2 separate regions of the Homo sapiens genome follow, and region 2 is linked to region 1. Evidence: read pairs that join two places in POLR2A ChIA-PET (ENCODE). Cell type or tissue: PC-9. All regions are shown on one strand.

The links. ChIA-PET counts read pairs that join two places held together with the same protein. Peaks named below come from ENCODE experiments on the same cell type or tissue, not always from the same donor. Only the 100,000 strongest peaks of a DNase experiment are listed, where the experiment ranks them.
Region 2: POLR2A ChIA-PET joins it to region 1 with 24 read pairs; 2 of 35 experiments call an interaction of 5 or more read pairs at or near these places.

Annotation. Positions count from the first base shown.
Region 1 is chr1:204,253,385-204,255,884 of GRCh38, reverse strand. The region is part of intron 9 of PLEKHA6 (pleckstrin homology domain containing A6); the gene reads left to right. Among named protein-coding and RNA genes, the nearest start is that of GOLT1A, 41 kb to the right of the region's middle. RefSeq lists enhancers at 1,237-1,736, 1,737-2,238. In PC-9, no CTCF peak of the experiment used is centred here; a DNase peak (open chromatin) is centred at 1,544; H3K27ac peaks cover 925 bases.
Region 2 is chr1:204,537,735-204,540,234 of GRCh38, reverse strand. It overlaps MDM4 (MDM4 regulator of p53), which reads right to left. Exons shown (of 11, transcript NM_002393.5): 7 at 1,927-2,026. Among named protein-coding and RNA genes, the nearest start is that of MDM4, 23 kb to the right of the region's middle. In PC-9, no CTCF peak of the experiment used is centred here; no DNase peak of the experiment used is centred here.

The sequences.
Region 1 (2,500 bases):
CTGGAGTGTCCAGTAGAGAACTACTTTGCCTGCCCACATCCTCAACCCCTCCCTTCCTGAGAACTCCTCAAGGGCAGAGGGAGAAGCCTCTCCTTGTCCTTGTCGCTAACTCTTAACTGCTTTGCTTCTTTTTTTATTGTTTTCTTTTGTGTGTTCCTGTTTGTTTGTGTTGCTGTTTGGCCTCTGGGCCTCGGGCTCCGGGTAGGATGAACTTTTAGATCTTCAGTTGCAAAGAAACCTAGAGTATTTGGATCAGCAGGTAGGCAGAGCTGGTGCCCCCCTTATCATCCCACTGCCTTCCTGTCGCATCTCTCCACTCCTCCCCACCTCCTCATCTTCCAGCCATTTGACAACCTTTGTTGGTGCAAGCAGGACACAACAAAGTGGCTTATGTTTTGGTTTGCGCCTACACACCCCTTCTCTTCAAAGCCCTTTAGGACAGCTGGGAGTTTCCTGGGGAAAGAAGCATAATAAGTAGGCACATGAATAATTAATGCCACCTCTTATTTCTCCAGTGCTCAGCTCAGATGGAACTGCCCCCAGGGGGCAGGTGGGAATTTGCATTTTTTCTGGCGAGAGGAGGGAGTCGCAGAGTCGAGGGAGCTCTAGGCTGGGCCTAAAATGCTAGGGATTTAGTTCAGCCTGAATCTGGGAAATCATCTTATCATATTTTACAGGTTGTTGTTAAACTCCATAATTGGTAAACTGAGGCCTGCAGACCCTCCCTAGGATGATTTTTAAAGTAATATTCACTCAGTGTATTCATTAGTTCCTCCAAAAGCCCTTTTGCATAAACAGCTCGTGCATTCCTGAGAATTCAGTGCAAACAGAGGGAGTATTATCAACCCAGTTTTACAGGTGAGCAAGCTGAAGAGGCAGTGAATGTTCCATGAGCTGCAAGCAGTGGCTGCCTGGTCTCTGCTCCGGGGTTCTAACCCTTTCTTGTCTTTTAAGCTAAGGGAGCTGTGAGACTGAGTTTAGACAGGCTGGGGGTCAATATGCTGGGTATTTATATAAGCACATACTCTTAAGTTTAGATCTGTGCTACAAACCACGACCTAGAAGTACACAACACTGTCCTGTGGAGGCAGCCTGGAGGGGTGGAAATAATAATAATAATAACAACAGCTACAATAATTGGATGCCTCCTCCATGCCCCATACTATTCTAAGCATTTTTCAGATCTTAACTCATTTAATCTTCACTATAACCCTGTAAGATGGATGCTATTATTACCCCCATTTTACAGCTGAGGAAACTAAAGCACAGAGAGGTTGAATAACATGCCAAGAACACACAGCCAGTGAACAGCCGAGCTTGGACAGTGACTCCAAGCTTCTGACCCAGTTTACAGCTGAGGAAACATCTAATGTGTGACAAAGCTGCTGTCAAACCTCATTAGGATGAGTTCATGCTCTTAAAGTTACAGAAAAAAAAAATTTTAAATGAGATGCTATAGCTGCAACTGTTGGTTCTTCTAGTCACAAGCCATGTGACCCATCTCACCAGGGCTTCATGTCGGTGTCGCAATTCGATTTTGTAATAGGCCTCAGGCACTAGGAAGCACCAATGTCCACAGTTCAATAAACAGGGATGGCTCCTGGCCCTGGAGGCCGTGGCATTCCAGCTCCAGAAGCAGCTCATTGTGTCCACACCATGAGCATTCTGGGCCATGTGGGAACAGATCCCAGGATTCCAACTCTGAGCAGGGCCGGGAGGTCCAGGATCCTGCTGATGGGAAACAAGATCCAAAGTGCCTTGCAGGGGTGAGGAGCAGGGCTCATGGCCCACCCACCTCCGGATTCCTGAGCAAGCTATCCTCCCTGTCACCCATGTGATTGGCTTTCTACTCCATCCACAATGCCCAGCTGTCCAAGCATTCAGTGCAGACAGCAGGGTCCCTTCCTGCGGGCTTTTGCCCTCACAGAGGGGCTGGTCCATTAGGCTAGGGGCTTCAGAACTAGCCTTCCAGAAGACTCCCTCATGGATAAAGGGTATTATTCCTTTTTGTTTGTTTGTTTGTTTTTGTTTTTGTTTTTTTTTTTTTTTTTGAGACAAGATCTCACTCTGTTGCCTAGGCTAGAGTATAGTGGCACAAACCTAGCTCACTGCAACCTCCACCTCCCAGGCTGAAGTGATCCTCCCACCTCAGCCTCCTGAGCAGCTAGGACTACAGACAGGTGTGCAGCCACCACACCTGGCTAATTAAAAAATTTTTTTTTGTAGAGATGGGTGTCCCACTGTACTGGCCAGGCTGGTCTCAAACTCCCAGCCTCAAGTGATCCTCTCACCTCTGCCTCTCAAAGTGCTAGGGTTATAGGCATGAGCCACTGTAGCTGGCCAAGTGTAGTACTCTTTTTTTTGAGAAGGAGTCTCGCCCTTTCACCCAGGCTGGAGTGCAGTGGCGCGATCTCGGCTCACTGTAGGCTTCGCCCCCAGGGTTCACGTAGGTAGTACTCTTAAAAGGCAGTCTTGTATGATGAGAAGAGTCCAGGACATA
Region 2 (2,500 bases), 280 kb before region 1:
CGGCTCACTGCTAGCTCCACCTCCTGGGTTCACGCAATTCTCCTGCCTCAGCCTCCCGGGTAGCTGGGACTACGGGCGCCCGCCACCACACCCAGCTAATTTTTTGTATTTTTTTTAAGTAGAGACAGGATTTCACCGTGTTGGCCAGGATGGTCTCAATCTCCTGACCTCGTGATCCGCCCACCTCAGCCTCCCAAAGTGCTGGGATTACAGGCGTGAGCCACCGCGCCCGGCTAATGGGACCCAAGTTTTCATGTACACCTTGTACACATAGCCTGAAGACAGTTTTTTGTAATATTTTAAATAATTCCGTGCATGAAACTAAGTTTTCACTGCAACCTGTCATATGAGGTCAGGTGTTAAATTTTCTACTTGTGGTGTCATGTGAAAAAGTTTTCAGAGGCTGGGTGTGGTGGCTCATGCCTATAATCCCAGCACTTTGGGAGGCCAAGGCGGGTGGATCACGAGGTCATGACATCAACCCATCCTGGTCAACATGGTAAAACCCCGTCTCTACTAAGAATACAAAAATTAGCTGGGCGTAGTGGTGCACGCCTGTAATCCCAGCTACTTAGGAGGCTGAGGCAGGAGAATCGCTTGAACACGGGAGGTGGAGGTTGTTGCAGTGAGCTGAGACTGTGCCACTGCACTCCAGCCTGGTGACAGAGCAAGACCCTGTCTCAAAAAAAAAAAAACAAAACAAAACAAAAAAAAAAAACAAGTTTTCAGATTTTGGATGCTCAACTTATTCTAAGATCCTTTGAAAGGGTCTTGCACCATCCTAGTACTCATGAGTTGCTAAAAGAGCATTACAATCTTTCAAATTGAGAATGCTCAACATTTCAAATTTAGAGTGCTCAACTTATACCAGGCTTCTTATATCTCATTCTTGGCTTTGTGATTAAGTATATTATGTCATCTTTGCAAACTTCAAAATGTGTAAAAATTGGGCCAGGTGCAGTGGCTCACGCCTGTAATCCCAGCACTTTAGGAGGCTGAGGCGGGTAGACCATTTGAGGCCAGTAGTTCGAGACCAGCCTGGCCAACATGGCAAAACCCCAAAATTAGCCAGGCGTAGTGGCATGCACCTGTAATCCCAGCACTTTGGGAGGCCAAGGTAGGCAGATCACCTGAGGTCGGGAGTTGGAGACCAGCCTAACCAACGTGGGGAAACCCCATCTCTACTAAAAATACAAAATTAGCCGGGTGTGGTGGCGTGCGCCTGTAATCCCAGCTACTCCAGAGGCTGAGGCAGGAGAATGGCTTGAACCTGGGAGGCGGAGGCTGCGGTGAGCTGAGATCACACCATTGCACTCAGCCCAGGTAACAAGAATGAGACTCCGTCTCAAAAAAAAAAAAAAAAAAGCCAGGCGTGGTGGCACACACCTGTAATCTCAGCTACTCAGGAGGCTGAGGCACAAGAATCACTTGAACCAAGGAGGTGGAGGTCGCAGTGAGCTGAGATCGCACTGCTGCACTCCAACCTGGGTGACCCAGGGAAACTCTGACTCCAAAAAAAAAAAAAAAAGTATGAAAATTGGCCTTTGCCTCAAGTAGATAAATCAAAATAAAAATTCTAACCAAATCATATACATACAAGAATACTAAGATTGAAAAGTCTAAGGCAGCTGAATTCATGTATGTAGAAAATTCACCTGGTAGCAAATCAATAAATGTGTAGCTATTTTCTAGTAGCATGCTAGCTCATGGAAGGGTCTTGCACCATCCTAGTACTCACGGGTTGCTAAAATAGCACTACCTCTTCAAAGCTAACAATGGTAGTAACTAGGCTGATAAAAAGGTTTTCAGAAAAGGATGAGAAATTGTGACATATCCCTCTCCTACTTCACATACGGAGAGATTAAAAATAAAAAGGTTGGAAGAGGAAGAGAACAAAAGTCTATATAGCCTTAATCCAAAACATACCTTCTCTAGAATGTATGCATTTATGCTCTGAGGTAGGCAGTGTGGGGATATCGTCTTCTGTAGTTCTTTTTCTGGAAGTGGAACTTTCCTCTGCACTTTGCTGAAAGAAGGGAAAGGTGTCCATCAGTGCAGTAGAAATAACTGAGACCAGGGGATGTAGCAGTTCCATTCTGGCTCACCAGTTAGTGTGCAACACAATGGGTTACACACAAGAAAGAGAACTCAAGTTCACAACAGTCATCAAATAAAGGCAACACCTCTCCTCAACCCACTGTGAGCAAAGCTAGAAGAATCCCAAACCTGGGGGGAAAAAAAACCTCTGCACAAAGGCCAAAATCTACTGTTAAAAACAGGCTATCTGTATAAACCCTCCAGTCTACTACAAAATTAGGCATAATTCAGAAAACATATGAAACCCTCGCCACGTACCAAGATGACTATAAAGTTTCCCCAGGTTTGGGGAAGCTTTAGGAAATGGCCTGACATGAACTTAACTGCAACACGCCTATTAAAATCTAATAAAGCAATATCCTCAAACACACACACACAGGTACACACAAACCCAAAGAAAAAT